Linked DNA regions of Mus musculus: region 2 is linked to region 1. The links are chromatin loops, found by intact Hi-C in ENCODE. Cell type or tissue: left cerebral cortex. All regions are shown on one strand. Each heading gives the region's core, and the rest is flanking DNA. Links, peaks and the distances in the headings are about the cores only. Region 1 overlaps Catspere1 (cation channel sperm associated auxiliary subunit epsilon 1). Region 2 overlaps Catspere2 (cation channel sperm associated auxiliary subunit epsilon 2).

Region 1 (9,127 bases), core at 846-8,845:
GCATTCTTTACACAGCATAGACAGGAGATTCTTTAATAATCATGGCCATGCCCCTGTTGTCACTGCAACCAGATCTCAGGGTTCAGAAATGAGCATCTGAATGCAGAGTGCAAAAGATGATCCTGCAGCAACTTCACTGCCACGAACTGGACTCATTCAGTCCCTCAACCCTCAGGAGAATTCAGGTTCCTGGTACCCAAGTGGTCAAGGAGTTGGCAAATGACAAACAGACACAGACACAAGGGAGTGCTGTATCTGAATGTAATTTCTCAAAAGCAAGCATCAGACTTATAATACAGAAGAAAAACAAAGAAGTTAGGCAATACATCAGCCAAAGTACATCGAGATGCATAATGGCTCTTTACACAAAACAGATAAAATGCATACATAAAATCGAGAAGGAACCAGGCAGTGTTTACAACTGAGATAAGATCAGCCTTATCTAAAGTCAGCTAGCTATTCTCAGGAGACAGGTGAAAGGGCTAATAAACCCAGGTGCAATTCTATTGTATTGTTTAACATACCAACAGGGTTCCCTTAGGAAATACCTAATTATGCTATTCCTCTGGACCTAGTGAAAAACATGCCCAGGGAAGTTCCATTCTGCCAACCTTTTCATGAATAATACAATACTCTAGTTCCTCCTTAAACCACAACCCACCTTCTTTCTACTATTATGTAATGTAGGCTGCCATTCATGTCTGTAATGAGAATTCTAAGTTTACTATGTTGAACTAGCCTTGAGATTTCTAGCTCCTACCCAGCAAACTGCAATGCCTCATTTCTTTCACTATCAACTCTGGAGGCATTTCGTCTGAAAGAGTAACATCCTTAAGAAATTCCAAGCCCAGGGTCATCTCAACACTGACTAGGATACTGGTGGATGCCAGCAAGCAATGTTCAATTTAACTTAGTTATTTGTCAGATCATTCCTTAGGGGAACCTATAATAAAACAATACTGAAGGTAAGCACGCAAAACTCTCAGAGACAAATCTGAAACACATCTGTGTTAGGGAATGCCAAAGATCTTCCAGGTGACCAGTTTCCGTGAAACTTTTTGCCTCCGCACTGCGGCCAAGATTTTGGACTTGTCACAGAGATTCCACTGGAGTGGGTGTGGCATTTCCTCCCTTTTTATTTTTAGACAAAGTTCCAGAACATCCCACCTCTTCGTGGCTAGGGAATCTCAGAAGAACGCTGAAGATAAGTGGAAACAACAATTACTAATAAACTAATGCCAATAATAATAACAAGCAAGATTATATATTGAACCCAATCCAAGGGATTCAATGCACTAAGATTATTTTTTAAATCGCTGGCTAATTCATCATTGTTCCAAGTACCCAAATGACTTCTGCTAATATCTGAAATTTCTGCCTTCAATTGCTCCATATAATGTGAAATATTTGAATCTTTTCACACTCCCTGCAAATGAGCCTTAGTCTTTTCCCAATCAATGGTTGCATTATAAGGTAATGGCGTGACACAAAAATATTGAAATGAAGCATGACATTTGGTAGCTAACCTAACCTTAATATTTGCTCTATCCTGTCCCACTGCTAAAACTACTTCTTCTAAAGCATTAGCCTTTGCCTCCAGTTTCTTATCATGTCTGACTTAAAAGTTTAGGAGTGGACATATTCCAATGGCAATTTATATGCAGGGTAGATGTGAAATAGATCATCAAACAGATGGGAAGGCAGAAAAATATTAAGATGTTTTATATAGAAGTTAGGTCTGGTTCTACCTCCCAGGCCCATGCTCCCAGAATTAAGACTCAGACTCAAAATATATTTACTGATACCTTGTCCATATAGCTAGGCTCTTCTCTGACTAGATCATAACTTAGATTAACCCATTTATTCTGATTTACATTCTACCATGTGTCTGGTTACCTGTGCTCAGGTGCCATGTGTTCAGCTCATCACATTTTCCCAAGCAAATCTTCCACTCTGCCTCATCTCACCTTGCTCTATCCCAGAATTCTTTCTACCCCCTGGATGTTCCCCCTATTTCATGCCTAAGCCATAGGCCATGAGATTTATTACTGACAGGTGTTACTTGTGAGCTTTTAAAAATACATTTCAAATTGAGATGGATACATCAGATTTCAAGGAGTTATTTAAAAGAATGTAAAAATACCTTGCTGATCATTATTTTACAGCAATTACATTTGGGGTTGAATATATTATGAAAGTGAATTTTATCCTTCTTTGTGATTTCTTGACAACGTTTAATGAATTACATGTACACAGTGGCTTATGTCATATTTCTTGTCCACAATTCCTCTCGAGATGGGTGAGTTATGTTGAAATTAAGTTATCCTTGGTAATGAATAATATAAAAATGATCATAAACAAGGACTTAAGAGTTATATTTTTCATGTGCTAAGATGAAAACTAATGGTTTCTGAAACTCCAGTCTTTGGTTTTTTAAATTCTAGCTGAGTTCATTACATGAAAGAAAGAGTCAAGCGTAATATAACCAGTGGCATTTGTTCTACCAAATTTATGTAACGAGTATGGCAAGTGGGTGTCTGAAATTCAAGCACTCGGGGGTGAGGCAGTTGGTTTACCAGGAATTTGAGGCTAACCTGGACTACGTCATGATTGCCAGACTCGTCAGGGCCACGTAGTGAGATTCTGTTTCAAATACCAAAATGAATAAGGAAGGGGACTTACTTCTCATGCCATTTTAATGTCTGCTGAACTCAGCAAGCCCTGACCAGCCAGACTAATGGCTAGCAATCTCTGACTTTTTTTTTTTTTTTTTTTTTTTTAAGCTCTAGGTTTACTTCCCATGGAGGGCAGAGCTCTTGGAAGCCTGGGCATGTCCTAACCATGTGTAGAGTCTCTCATATGTCAAGGAGAAACTGCTGTTAATATTCACATCCTGCCTTTTTTTTTTCTACAGGTACTACATAAATAGCCAAGACTATTCCATTTTTAGTACCAGGAGTTCTGTAAGTATCAAGTATCTTTAAAAAGATTAGTATTTCCTAAGAGTTAGTCATACTTGGCTTTTTATCTCTGTTTACTAGATACTTAACCCTGCATCTTCTTTTTCCTCTCATTATTACCCTTCTATTGTTACCCCCTCTGATACATGCCCTTAAGTATGTACATAGTGTCACCCATGTGGAGTGGATCTGGAATTCTGATTCACAGTAAGGTGAGGGAATGAAGAAAGGACAAACACATTTGGTGAAGCTAGGGGTTGGGTGGGTTGTACACTCAAATGGAGTCACATCTACTAATGTACCAACCTCGCACCTGACGTGTTCATTATGCACAACACAGGAGAAGGGTTTCTAGTCTGGTTAGGAGATCTCTGTAGGTCAGCAGCCTCAGGCTGTAAACAAGAGAGGAGGAAGCTGCAGTTAGTTGCCATGCTTTTCACACAGTGATTAATTACCTGTGAACACTCACATAGACCAGAGGAAGACCATTTTGCCAGCTATGAGCCTTACTCGTATGGAGACAAGCTCTGCTAATTGCCTGCGCTTCAAATACCCTGGTTTTTGTCATGACTGTGCCCATTTCTGCAGTGCACAATCAGTAGGGGCTTTCTATGTTCCCTACAATGTAGAACAACAACAACAAAAGAAGGGACTATTTTATGTGTTTATATTGCCTAATTATTGAGAAGAAAATAGTAACTGTCATTCAACAATTATAAGTTTACAACAGATATAAATTCTTCTCAGGGATAAACCTCAGTCTCTGTATTACTTTTAAAAATGTTTAACACCATATCTCCTTCATTTCTCTCTTTTTAAAAAACTTTATGAGTATATGAGTATTTATCTGCATATAACTATGTGTACCACCTGTGCAGTAGCCTTGGAAGCCAGAAGAAGGCTTTGGGACTGAAAGCTGGAGTCACAGGCAGTTAATTGTGAGCTGTCATAAGGATGCAGAGGATCCAACCTGGGTCTTCTGCAAGAGCATCTAAGGCTCTTAATGGCTGAGCCATCTCTCTAGCCCCATAGTTGATTTCTCTTAATGCTGTCTACTTAGAGTGATAATGTATTAATTCAAGTGTATTTAGGTGCCCCCTGCTGATGGACATATAGCTTCTTACAACCACGAACAACTCTGTGAGGAATGCTCTTCTCCATGGATCTCTGCAGGCTTTTTGTTTGTGGAGGTTTTGTTGTTTTTGTTTGTTTTGTTTTTTCTTTATATAGCCAAGAGCAGAGTTAATGGATTACAGAGACTCTATAAGACACTTCTCAAAATGACAATTAAGCTTATACTCTCACCTAGTGTAGATCTTTGACAAAAATAGGTATTATTAGATTTTCTATGTTTTTTAACCAATCTATTACTAGATCAACATTGGTTGTCTTCTGCAATCATGCTACACCTTTTTTTTTTTTTTTTTAACAATTTGTTTGTGCGAATGTTTTCTACATGGATACATGTTTGCCTCTAGAAGTGAGAAGAGGATGTTGGATGCCGTAAAACTGAAGTTAGGGATGATTCCTCTGCAAGAGCAGCAAGTGTTCGAACCCTGAAGTGTCTCTCCAGCCCACTTTCATTCCTTTGAGACAGAGTCCCTTACTGAAACTTGAGTTCTCATATTGGCTACATAGCTAGGCAGCAAGGATCAGGGATTCTTTGGTCTCTGTTGCCACAGTGCTGAGATTACACAGATTGGTTCCCTACCCAGCTTGTTATATGACTCTTGGGGATTAAATTTAGGTCTTCATGTTTGCACAGTAAGCACTTTGCCAATCAACTAGCATTCTCTGTCTCTGTGTCTCTCTCCCACAGTTAATAGATTTATTTGTTTTTCTTTACAAATAATTGTAAGCCTAAGAGAACCTGCATAGAAACATGGCATCCTTCATTTAGCTTCTTTCAGTAGTAACATCTTATACAATTGGCACAATATTGAATGTTGTTTTTAAGCAAAATCCCAATCATTTGATGTTACCAAATGAACCCTGAAGACCCAGGTTCCAAATGCTATAATGAAAATCTCAGAGAGGCAGAACAAGCACCCAGCTGACCTTCCTCAACCGACATTCCAGAAGGAGAGAGCCAGTTCTCCTCCACACTGTCTCAGAAACCCTTCAAACTCAATGTCCTTCTTTTCTACTTCCTGTGCGCCTCTCTATCTGTTCTCCTATCTTCCTCTTACTCTCTATGGTGTTTTCCTATGTTCATTCTCTGTCAACTGGCTGCTTGCTCAGTCTCTTGACCTGTGGTTGACTTTATTTACTCCCTCTTACAATAAAAAGAAAGCACTTAGGTTAAAGGCATGTGCTAGGACTGAGCCACACCACAACTAGAGCCAGATTTTTCCAGTACACAATCTCAGGGTCTGCAGTGTGATCAATATCCTGCTGCAAGAGCATGTGGATTTGTTTTTTCATGCACTTGTTTGTATGTCCAGCTCGGTGTAGGTTTATCACATGTTTTTCCCATAATCCCCACCACAATTACATTGTAGAAAGTGTGCTGTCCTGGGACTCCCCTCCAGCTTCAGTTCCAGCTCTGGCTCTCACACTGTTACCATGGCCTCGGCCTCAATGTCCTCGATCCCTGGAGGGTTGAAGTGTCCCATTTGTGGATGGAAGCTAATCAATCCCTTCTCAGAACTAGGGGAATACTTCTTGACTGCAGTCTTCCATAGACGTTCCAGTTGGCACCACCATTGAGATCCAAGTGTTCAAGCACATGAGCCAAATGAGGGTGTAGTTCGCTTTCAAACCACAATAGGAGTACATGTACTCAGAGTTTATTAGATTTATCAGACTGGCTTACAGCCTGTGGTCTGGGTAGTCCAACATTGGCTGGCTCCTGGTGGAAAGACCGAGAATACAGTAGTTGTTCAGTACAAGACACTCAGTATCTCAGCAGTACACTCTGGTGTTGGAGACCTGGGGAATTCCTAGAGACATTCAAGTTTTCCCTCTACATTGGAATCCTGAAGAAGTCGGTCTAACACCAGGAAAGGAATGTCTTAGCAACAGGATAGATTCACTTAACACCAAGAATCAGAGTTAACAGGTAAAAAGTAATAGCTTTCTTATTCATTTCTTGATCCAATCAAGAAAACCCCATCCTGTCTACCCAGCTCCTTAGGTTATATTTGATTCTAGATATGATGAAGTTCATGACCAAGATTTGCCAGGACAACAGAGGTTTATAAGCATTATATTTTTTTCCTACAACTAAATGCTATTTTCTTTCTACAAACTCCTCTTTGTCTTTTCAAAAATAATCTCCCTTCTTCTGGGGGAATGTTCTCTTATTCTTATAATGACAACTGGGTTTGTTTTCAAATATATTTCTTTTACAAACATCTAATGTTATAAATATCCTTTTAGCCATTACTTATGTGATATATGGTAAAATTTGATAACATAAAATGCTATCACTGATTTTTTCAAGTATTATTAGAATTACATTGATTGTTTTCTTTTAAGAATCATTCAGAAATCCACTTTTCTGATTTATTTTTGCTTTAAGATTACAGATTCTCTAGAGGTTTTTTCTATGTAAGTTTATGAGGACCTTTCATTTTGTTTTGTTAATATTGAAAAGAATAGTAGTATACTCGATAGTTTTGTATCAACTTGACATAAGCTATAGTAATCAGGTAGGAGGGTGCCTCAGTTGAGGAAATGCCTCCAGGAGATGCAGCTGTAAAGCATTTTCTCACTTGGTGATCAATGGAGGTGGTCCAAGCCCATGGTGGGGGGTGCCATCCCTGGAATGGTGGTTCTTGGTTCCATAAGAAGGCACTCTGAGCACGCCATGTAAAGCAGTCTAGTAAGCAGCACCCCTCCATGGCCTCTGCATCAGTTCCTGCCTCCAGATTCCCTCTGTGTTTGTCTTCCTGCCCTGACTTCCTTTGGTGATGAATAGCAATATGGAAGTGTGAGCTAAATAATCCCTTTCCTTCTCAACTTCCTTTTGGTCATGGTGTTTCATCACACCAGTAGAAATCCTAACAAAGACAAGTATGTATTAGCAATACTTCATTGATTTTTGTTAAGACTTTTTTATAAGTGTGGTCAATTTTGCTAAATGTGAGAGTAAAATGTATATATTTTATATTGGTTAATTTTAGGAGTCTTTTTCTATAGCTTATTCTTTTTGTCTGGGTGTTCTATATTTGACCCAGACACACTGGGTTGCACTACTATTCCCGTTCTCTTCCTCTTCCCTACCCCCATCTCTCTTTGTATTTCTCTCTCCCTTTCACCACCTCAGTGTGTGTGTCTGTAGCTTTAGAAATAGGTAACCCATAAAGGTAGAAAAGGGTAACCCATAAGTCATGATAGTGTTTGTAGTGTGTGCTGGTATTCCTGGAGGGTAGAAGAGGAAGGAAGATTCCAGGAACTGAATGAAGTTCCAGGTCCTTATGAGCCTGATGTGTGTGCTGGGAATCAACACTGCCTCTACCCCAGGAGGAGCCATCTCTCCAACCTCAGATGTACAGACTGCCGGTGTGTAACAAGTTCTCCTTTGATGTTCTTCTTTACTGAATTGTAGGAATAATAATGTTTTAAAAAACATGGGGTTTGAACCGACTGGTTTTGTGTCAATTGACACAAGCTGGAGTTATCACAGAGAAAGGAGCCATCCTTGAGCAAATGCCTCCATGAGATCCAACTGTAAGACATTTTCTCAGTTAGTAATCATCGGGGGAGGGACCACTGTGAGTGGTGTCATCCCTGGGCTTGTAGTCTTGGGTTCTAAAAGAGAGCAGGCTGAGCAAGCCAGGGGAAGCAAGCCAGTAAAGAACATCCCTCCATGGCCTTTACATCAGCTCCTGTTTCTTGGCCTACTTCAGTTCCAGTCCTGACTTCCTTTGGTGACGAACAGCAATGTGGAATGTGTAAGCTGAATAAACCCTTTCCTCCCCAACCTGTTTCTTGGTCATAATGTTTGTGCAGGAATAGAAATCCTGACTAAAACAGGGTTTCTTCCTGCCTTTGACCTTTTATGTTCCTGGATGAAAGACACACACAGCCTTTTATTTTTAAATATGCCTTAGGCAGCAGCAACTATCCACCCTCCATGTTGTTATTATCTACTTTACTACCCATAATGTGGAGTTAATACTTAAAAATTTCTATGTTCCATCTCGGCTGCTCTTAACTGCAGTTGGCCAACCCACATGGACATGTTTTTATGGCACAGCTCTCCTCCCTCCTGCTTATTCATCTTCTTCCATGGTGGCTGCTTTCTGCTTCTCCTTCCTCTTCCTCATGGCCCCAAGCAGAGGACCAAAACCCTGCCTGTGTCCCTTCTCCCCAACTATTGCCTGCTGACATGTTTAATCAGAATTACCTGGGTGCACACTTCCTCAGTGTGTGACCTGCAGACTCTCTCCTCTCTGTGGCAAACAGATTCGAGGGAAGCAGTCAACTATGCATGATATCCAAGGAACTGAAGTTTAGTTGTTTTTTTTTTAAGGCAATAGAAACCAGAAAGTTGAATCCACAGCCTAACATGGAGATGAACAGTGTTTTGTTGTTTTTATTAACATGAACTTTCATCTCATTTCTTAGATTAAATTAGAGTATGAAGGAAACTCATTTGTATCATGGAAAATACCAGAAAGCTGTAAAGTTGAAAACACTACGTAAGTAAGTTTGTTGCTGTTGTTTTGTCTTATATATACATCCATTTGTTCCTACATTATAAAAATGGCATTCATTCACATAATGTAGATGTTCTGACTTCAGTAAATTTCCTTCCACTAAACCTATGTGCAAAGAAAGGCTAGCTCAAGGAAAGCAGAAGGAAAAAGCCCCAGGGGGGTTTGAATAAAAATAGTCCCCACCCCCACCCTGCTTGCTCTCCAATAGGCTCTACATTTGCCTGTTGAGTCCCCAGCTGACTGGTTGGAAGGATTAGTAGGTATTCAAGATATTCCTTGTTGGAATAGGTGTGTCCTTACTGAAGGAGGTGTGTCACTTGGGGTGGGCCTTCAAGTTTCAAAACTCATGCCTGGCAGAAGTGTCTCTCCTGGCCTGCTGTTCATGGATCAGAATACACAGCTCTCAGCTACTGATTCAGTGCCTGTCTGTTGCTCACCATGATAGTAGACTAAACCTTTGAAACTATGAGCATACCCCAACTAAAAGCTTTCTTTTATACT
Region 2 (9,127 bases), core at 779-8,778, 190 kb after region 1:
CAGACCTGGGAGACAGATTCTCTCCTCTGAGTTTCAGTGCTCAGAGCACTCTCTGCTGGCAAGCTCTCTTACAGGGAAGGTGCGCAAATATCTTGTTTTTGGACCTCCTCCTGGTCGAAGAAGAAGGCCCAAAACAGGGCCTCTCTCAGAAGCTGTGTTGCTTTGGCAGTTCCCAGAAGCTGTCAGCTTCTGTGGTGCGGACTCTCACCTGTGCAGACTAAAATCCTAAGTTCCAGGGAGTCCTGGAACCAAGATGGTGACCGCTGCTCCTGAGGCTGAGGCCGCCTCCCGAGCCAGGCGGACACCTGTCCTCTGGTCCGGACGGTGGCCGGCTGTCTGCGGCCCGCCAAGGGTGCTGCCTCAGCGGCTCTGTGCTTCTGCCCGTCCCAGAAGCTGTCTGGTTCTCTGGCGCACCCTCTAACCTGTTCAGACTAATTTCCTAGGTCCCGCGGAGTCCCGGAACCCAGATGGCGACCGCTGCTGCTGAGGCTGAGGCTGCCTCCCAAGCCAGGCGGACACCTGTCCTCTGGTCCGGATGGTGGCCGGCTGTCTGCGGCCCGCCAAGGGTGCTGCCTCAGCGGCTCTGTGCTTCTGCCCGTCCCAGAAGCTGTCCGGTTCTCTGGCGCACCCTCTAACCTGTTCAGACTAATTTCCTAAGTTCTGCTGAGTCCCGGAACCCCCTTATTTTTTTTTTTAAACAGTTTGTTTGTGCGAATGTTTTCTGCATGGATACATGTTTGCTTCTAGAAGTGAGAAGAGGATGTTGGATGCCGTAGAACTGAAGATAGGGGTGATTCCTCTGCAAGAGCAGCAAGTGTTCGAACCCTGAAGTGTCTCTCCAGCCCACTTTCATTCCTTTGAGACAGAGTTCCTCACTGAAACTTGAGTTCTCTGATTGGCTAGATAGCTAGGCAGCAAGGACCAGGGATTCTTTGGTCTCTGTTGCCACAGTGCTGCGATTACACAGGTTATTCCCTACCCAGCTTGTTATATGAGTCTTGGGGATTGAATTTAGGTCTTCATGTTTGCACAGTAAGCACTTTGCCAATCAACTAGCGTTCTCTGTCTCTGTCTCTGTCTCTCTCTCTCTCTGTCTCTGTGTCTCTCTCCCACAGTTACTAGGTTTGTTTGTTTTTCTTTACAAATAATTGTAAGCCTAAGAGAACCTGCATAGAAACATGGCATCCTTCATTTAGCTTCTTTCAGTAGTAACATCTTATACAATTGGCACAATATTGAATGTTGTTTTTAAGCAAAATCCCAATCATTTGATGTTACCAAATGAACCCTGAAGACCCAGGTTCCAGATGCTATAATGAAAAATCTCAGAGATGCAGAACAAGCACCCAGCTGACCTTCCTCAACCGACATTCCAGAAAGAAAGAGCCAGCTCTCCTCCACATTGTCTCAGAAACCCTTCAAACTCAATGTCCTCCCTTTGTACTTCCTGTGAGCCTATCTGTTCTCCTATCTTCCTCTTACTCTCTATGGTGTTTTCCTATGTTCATTCTCTGTCAACTGGCTGCTTGCTCAGTCTCTTGACCTGTGGTTGACTTTATTTACTCCCTCTTACAGTAAAGAGAAAGCACTTAGGTTAAAGGTGTGCACTAGGAATAAGCCACACCACAAATAGAGCCAGATTTTTCCAGTACACAATCTCAGGGTCTGCAGTGTGATCAATATCCTGCTGCAAGAGCATGTGGATTTGTTTCCTCATGCACTTGTTTGTATGTCCAGCTTTGTGCAGGTTTATCACATGTTTTTCCCATAATCCCCACCACAATTACATTGTAGAAACTGTGCTGTCCTGGGTCTCCCCTCCAGCTTCAGTTCCAGCTCTGGCTCTCACACTGTTACCATGGCCTCAGCTTCGGCCTCAATATCCTCGATCCCTGGAGGGTTGAAGTGTCCCATTTGGGGATGGAAGCTAATCAATCCCTTCTCAGAACTAGGGGAATACTTCTTGACTGCAGTCCTCCATAGACATTCCAGTTGGCACCACCATTGAGATCCAAGTGTTCAAGCACATGAGCCAAATGAGGGTGTAGTTCACTTTCAAACCACAATAGGAGTACATGTACTCAGAGTTTATTAGATTTATCAGACTGGCTTACAGCCTGTGGTCTGGGTAGTCCAACATTGGCTGGCTCCTGGTGGAAAGACCGAGAATACAGTAGTTGTTCAGTACAAGACACTTAGTATCTCAGCAGTACACTCTGGTGTTGGAGACCTGGGGAATTCCTAGAGACATTCAAGTTTTCCCTCTACATTGGAATCCTGAAGAAGTAGGTCTAACACCAGGAAAGGAATGTCTTAGCAACAGGATAGATTCACTTAACACCAAGAATCAGAGTTAACAGGTAAAAAGTAATAGCTTTCTTATTCATTTCTTGATCCAATCAAGAAAACCCCATCCTGTCTGCCCAGCTCCTTAGGTTATATTTGATTCTAGATATGATGAAGCTCATGACCAAGATTCGCCCGGACAACAGAGGTTTATAAACATTATATTTTTTCCTACAACTAAATGTTATTTTCTTTCTACAAACTCCTCTTTGTCTTTTCAAAAAGGTCTCCCTTCTTCAGGGAGATGTTCTCTTATTCTTATAATGACAACTGGGTTTGTTTTCAAATATATTTCTTTTATACACATCTGATGTTATTAATATCCTTTTAGCCATTACTTATGTGACATATGGTAAAATTTTAACATAAAATGCTACCACTGATTTTTTTCAAGTATTATTAGACTTAACATTGATTGTTTTCTTCCAAGAATCATTCAGAAATCCACTTTGTCTGATTTACTTTTGCTTTAAGATTACAGACTCTCTAGAGTTTTTTCTATGTAAGTTTATGAGGACTTTTCATTTTGTTTTGCTAATATTGAAAAGAATAGTAGTATACTTGCTAGTTTTGTATCAATTTGACATAAGCTATAGTAATCAGGTAGGAGGGAGCCTCGGTTGAGGAAATGCCTCCAGGAGATGCAGCTGTAAAGCATTTTCTCACTTGGTGATCAATGGAGGTGGTCCAAGCCCATGGTGGGGGGTGCCATCCCTGGAATGGTGGTTCTTGGTTCCATAAGAAGGCACTTTGAGCACACCATGTAAAGCAGTCTAATAAGCAGCACCCCTCCATGGCCTCTGCATCAGTTCCTGCCTCCAGATTCCCTCTGTGTTTGTCTTCCTGCCCTGACTTCCTTTGGTGATGAATAGCAATATGGAAGTGTGAGCTGAATAATCCCTTTCCTCCTCAACTTTCTTTTGGTCATGGTGTTTCATCACATCAGTAGAAATTCTAACAAAGACAAGTATGTATTAGCAATACTTCATTGAGGTTGGTTAAGCCTTTTTTATAAGTGTGGTCAATTTTGTTAATGTGAGAGTAAAATGTATATATTTTATATTGGTTAATGTCAGGAGTCTCTTTCTATAGCTTATTCTTTTTGTCTGGGTGTTCTATATTTGACCCAGACACACTGAGTTGCACTACTATTTCTGTTCTCTCCCTCTTCCCCATCCCCCTCTTTCTTTGTCTCTGTCTCCCTCTCACCCCCACAGTGTGTGTGTGTGTGTGTGTGTGTGTGTGTGTGTAGCTTTAGAAATAGGTAACCCATAAAGGTAGAAAAGGGTAACCCAAAAGTCATGATAGTGTTTGTGATGTGTGCTGGTATTCCTGGAGGGTAGAAGAGGAAGGAAGATTCCAGGACTGAATGAAGTTCCAGGTCCTTATGAGCCTGATGTGTGTTCTGGGAATCAACACTGACCCCACCCGAGGAGGAGCCATCTCTCCAACCTCAGATGTACTGACTGCCGATGTGTCACGAATTCTCCTTTGATATTCTTCTTCACTGAATTGTAGGAATAATAATATTTTAAAAATCACAACACGGGGTTTGAACCGACTGGTTTTATGTCAACTTGACACAAGCTGGAGTTAGCACAGAGAAAGGAGCCATCCTTGAGCAAATGCCTCCATGAGATCCAGCTGTAAGACATTTTCTCAGTTAGTAATCATGGGGGGAGGGACCACTGTGAGTGGTGTCATCTCTGGGCTGGTAGTCTTGTGTTCTATAAGAGAGCAGGCTGAGCAAGCCAGGGGAAGCAAGCCAGTAAAGAACATCCCTCCATGGCCTTTGCATCAGCTCCTGCTTCCTGTCCTGCTTGATTTCCAGTCCTGACTTCCTTTGGTGATGAACAGCAATGTGGAAAGTGTAAGCTGAATAAACCCTTTCCTCCCCAACCTGTTTCTTGGTCATAATGTTTGTGCAGGAATAGAAACTCCATCTAAAACAGGGTTTCTTCCTGCCTTTGACCTTTTATGTTCCTGGATGAAAGACACACACAGCCTTTTATTTTTAAATATGCCTTAGGCAGCAGCAACTATCCACCCTCCACGTTGTTATAATCTACTTTACTACTCATAATGTGGAGTTAATACTTTAAAATTTCCGTGTTCCATCTTGGCTGCTCTTAACTGCAGTTGGCCAGCCCACATGGACATGTTTTTATGGCACAGCTCTCCTCCCTCTTGCTTATTCGTCTTCTTCCATGGTGGCTGCTTTCTGCATCTCCTTCCTCTTCCTCATGGCCCTAGCAGAGGACCAAAACCCTGCCTGTGTCCCTTCTCCCCGGTTACTGCCTGCTGACTTGTTTACTTATCAGTCAGAATTAACTGGGTGCACAGTTCCTCAGTGTGTTACCTGCAGACTCTCTACTCTCTGTGGCTAACAGATTCGAGGGAAGCAGTCAACTATGCATGATATCAAAGGAACTGAAGTTTAGTTGTTTTTTTTAAAACAATAGAAACCAGAAAGTTGAATCCACAACCTAACACGGAGATGAACAGTGTTTTGTTGTTTTTATTAACATGAACTTCTGTCTCATTTCTTAGATTAAATTAGAGTATGAAGGAAACTCATTTGTGTCATGGAAAATACCAGAAAGCTGTAAAGTTGAAAACAATACGTAAGTATGTTTGTTGCTGTTGTTTTGTCTTATATATACGTCCATTTGTTCCTACATTACAAAAATGACATTCATTCACATAATGTTCTGACTTCAGTAAATTTCCTTCCACTAAACCTATGTGCAAAGAAAGGCTAGCTTAAGGAAAGCAGAAGGAAAAAGCCCTAGGGAGGTTTGAATAAAAATAGTCCCCACCCCCACACTGCTCTCCAATAGGCTCTACATTTGCCTGTTGAGTCCCCAGCTGACTGGTTGGAAGGATTAGGAGGTATTCAAGATATTCCTTGTTGGAATAGGTGTGTCCTTACTGAAGGAGGTGTGTCACTTGGGGTGGGCCTTCAAGTTTCAAAAGCTCATGCCTGGCAGAAGTGTCTCTCCTGGCCTGCTGTTCATGGATCAGAATACACAGCTCTCAGCTACTGATTCAGTGCCTGTCTGTTGCTCACCGTGATAGTAGACTAAGCCTTTGAAACTATGAGCATACCCCAACTAAAAGCTTTCTTTTATACTGAATTGTCTTTGGTCCGGGCATCTCTTCACATCAATGGAACAGCATCTTAGACAGTTGCTATATTAGAGGGTTTTTTTTTTTCTTGTTTTCTCTTTCTAGCACTCAGTTGAATTGCCTAAGCTTAAAAGTTGTGGGTGGATTTTTAATCACCCTCATATACATTTGTAACTTCTTCCTCTTCTTTGCCATTTCTGAACACTAGATCACCCAAGACAACACTACACTGCAAAAGGGCTGGAATTCACACGATAGAGCCAATTGCCAGAAACCAAGTAAGTTGATTTCAGTGATATTTCATTGAATCTTGAAAAGCCATCACAAGTACAGTTTGGGCTCTTTTGGGATAACAAAAGGCTTACATATTGAAAGGAAAAAGAGAAAAGAGACCACAGTAGCATTCTCCTTCAGCTCTCCTGTCATAAATTGCTTTAAACAATTTTAGTCGGAAATAAAAAGAAGACCTATTTGAAAGTTTCTGCCTGTCTGTCACTATTTTTCATATCAATATAAATTGTGAAATGATATCTGATTTTTACTTCAGTTTCCATTTTTAATTGTTTGCTTCCCTCCCTCCCTCCCTCCCTCCCTCCCTCCCTCCCTCCCTCCCTCTCTCCCTCCCTTCCTCCTTCACTCACTCATTCGTTTTGCTGAGGGTTAGATACCAGGCCATGCACATGCTTGGAAATGTTGCATCATTTAGCTAGCACCCAAATCCTTACTACTTAGCTTCTTCATTCTCTAGTCTGCTAGAGTCTGTTAATGGTACACTTGGATGAGTAAGTCTCAGTTACACATGGTGATGGCAATGGGAAACCAAAGGCAAACTCCATACTTAGACTTTCCTCCACTTATTTTCCTTTAATTCAAGAAAACACATGAACGCAGATGATTTTTGCTGGGCATGGTGGTGCACGCCTTTAATCCCAGTACTCGGGAGGCAGAGGCAGGTGGATTTCTGAGTTCGAGGCCAGCCTACAAAGTGAGTTCCAGGACAGCCGGGGCTATACAGAGAAACCCTGTCTTGAAAAACCAAAGAAAAAGAAAAGAAAGTGACAATGAGTCTGCTGGTGTGTGAAACAGACAGAGACTTGTGACTACCTAAAGCATCTCCACACATTGTCAACATTCTCCGTCCCCTGGGCCCTTGAGAACTGCTGAGCCAGATGAGTGATAAGAGTTGAGTGTGAAAAAGAGAGAAAGACATGATAGAGGCAGTGAGGAGGGCAAGTTGCCTGACTTGCCACTTAGTTTAGTACATACAGAGGAGCTGAGGAGTTAAACAACTGCTGCAGTAAAAATCTGTTAATAAATCCTGACGTGGGGTATCTTCTCGCATTTGAACATTTCTGTTCCCAGATGAAAGTATACACACATTCTTGATATTTCTGTTTTTTAACATGCCTTAGGAAGCACACTAGCTGGGCAACTGCCTACCCTTCATGCTGTTAGAATGTATTCGCCTGTTGATAACCCCAAGCTGTTGCTCATTATTTCTGTGTGTCACCTCTCCCTCTCCCCCTGCCCCTCCCCCCTCTCCCTCTCCCCCTGCCCCTCCCCCCTCTCCCCCTGCCCCTCCCCCCTCTCCCTCTCCCTCTCCCTCTCCTTCTCCCTCCCTCTCCCTCATGGTTCTCAAGCCCAGGAATCTAGATCCCACCTATCTCTCTTGTGCCCAGCTACTGGCTGCCAGTATATTTATTCACCAATCAGGATTAACTTGGGGGCAGGGTCCCAGAGGCTACTTGCAGACACCATATTTTGGAGGCCAGCACTTAGCATTACAGTAAACAGTAAAAGACAAAAACCTCAAGAACCTTCTGTAGGTGTGGTATTAATTCTAGTCTGAAATCTAGTTCGCTTTATTCTTAGGTAAGAAACAGCCCTCTGTGACATTTAGGCTCATGCCGATATCTGAATCTATTTCAAATATTACATAATTTTTCATTTGTATTTTCTCTTCCATCCAGGAAGTGGAACGGCATCTGACTGTGGATAATTCTTATATTTGCTACTTGTGGTATTTCACAGTTGTGTAAGTGGAACATAATATAAATATAATTAAGGTTTTCAGAGTATTTAGCTCTTGCTTAAAAGAAAATCAATCACAAAGCTGCATGATCTACATCATGGTTTGCGTACATACATCTATTCACCAACCAAGATATTCTCGAATGTATTGTCAAAGTTGTGTTGAGTTAGAAGTTTTAAAAATATCAACTACAATTTGAGGACTCACTGAAGGTTCATATCTGTCTGTTTTTTTCTCGTTTTTCTTTTTCTATTTTTAGTTTTATGTTCCTTGGTACTTTGCTTGCATATATGTCTGTGTGAGGGAGCACTCCTGGAACTGGAGTATCTGACAGGTATGAGCTGCCGTGTGGGTGCTGGAATTGAGCTCGGGTTGTTTGAGAGAGCAGCCAGTGCTCTTAACCACTGAGCCATCTCTCCAGCCCCCTCAGTCTGTTTTTATACAGGATCTCCCTGTAAACCTCAGGCTAGCCTGAACTTAGCTTATAGACCAGGATGGTCTCCATCCTGTGATTATCCTTTTGCATCTCCTTCTAGAGGGATGTGACCATGAAGTGTCCAGTGATGTCCAGCTTCAGCTTTATACACATATTCTTTCTCTCAGTCTTCATAATGATGATAGGCATGTAAGAACCATTATTCTTATTTAATAGATAAGGATGGTATGATTGGGTGGGTTGAATATGAGATCCAAACTGCAAAGGTGCTGGAAGACAACACTAGACTTGACCTTTCAGACCATGGCTATCATCTATTTTTTTCCCACATTTTTTATTAGATATTTTCTTCATTTACATTTCAAATGCTATTCCAAAAGTTCCCTATACCCTCTCCCTGCACAGCTCCCCTACACACTCACTCCTACTTCTTGGCCCTGGAGTTTCCCTGTCCTGGGGCATATAAAGTTTGCTAGACCACGGGGCCTCTCTTCCCAGTGATGGCCGACTAGGCCATCTTCTGCTACATATGCAGCTATAGACACGAGCTCTGGGAGTACTGGTTAGTTCATATTGTTGTTCCACCTATAGGGTTGCAGACCCCTTGAGCTCTTAGGTACTTTCTCTAGCTCCTATATTGGGGGACCTGTGTTCCATTCTATAGATGGCTGCGAGCATCCACTTCTGAATTTTTCAGGCACTGGCAAAGCCTCACAGGAGACAGCTATATCAGCAAAATCTTGCTGGTGTATGCAATAGTGTCTGCATTTGGTGGCTGATTATGGGATGGACCCCTGGGTGGGGCAGTCTCTGGATGGTCCATCCCTTTGTCTTAGCTCAAACTTCTACAACTTCTTCCATGGATATTTTATTCCCTATTCTAGGGAGGAATGAAGTATCCACATGTTGGTCTTCCTTCTTGATTTTCTTGTGTTTTGGAAGTTGTATCTTGGGTATTCTAAGTTTCTGGGCTAATATCCACTTATCAATGAGTGCATATCAAGTGACTTCTTTTGTGATTGGGTTACCTCACTCAGGATGATATTCTCCAGATACATCCATTTGCCCAAGAATTTCACAAACTCATTGTTTTTAATAGCTGAGTAGTATTCCATCATGTAAATGTACCACATTTTCTGTATCCATTCCTCTGTTGAGGGCCATCTGGGTTCTTTCCAGCTTCT

What was found. Hi-C counts contacts between places; a loop is a spot of excess contacts. Peaks named below come from ENCODE experiments on the same cell type or tissue, not always from the same donor. Only the 100,000 strongest peaks of a DNase experiment are listed, where the experiment ranks them.
Region 2: it touches region 1 in a loop (5-fold over the local background); 7 of 42 quality-filtered maps call a loop at or near these places.

What each region holds. Positions count from the first base shown.
Region 1 is chr1:177,816,785-177,825,911 of GRCm38, forward strand. Catspere1 (cation channel sperm associated auxiliary subunit epsilon 1) reads left to right here. Exons shown (of 22, transcript NM_001368823.1): 2 at 2,915-2,963; 3 at 8,535-8,608. Among named protein-coding and RNA genes, the nearest start is that of Catspere1, 13 kb to the left of the region's middle. In left cerebral cortex, for the core only: no CTCF peak of the experiment used is centred there; no DNase peak of the experiment used is centred there.
Region 2 is chr1:178,010,232-178,019,358 of GRCm38, forward strand. Catspere2 (cation channel sperm associated auxiliary subunit epsilon 2) reads left to right here. Exons shown (of 23, transcript NM_001368822.1): 3 at 4,897-4,970; 4 at 5,684-5,753; 5 at 7,446-7,510. Among named protein-coding and RNA genes, the nearest start is that of Gm25312, 13 kb to the right of the region's middle. In left cerebral cortex, for the core only: no CTCF peak of the experiment used is centred there; a DNase peak (open chromatin) is centred at 5,324.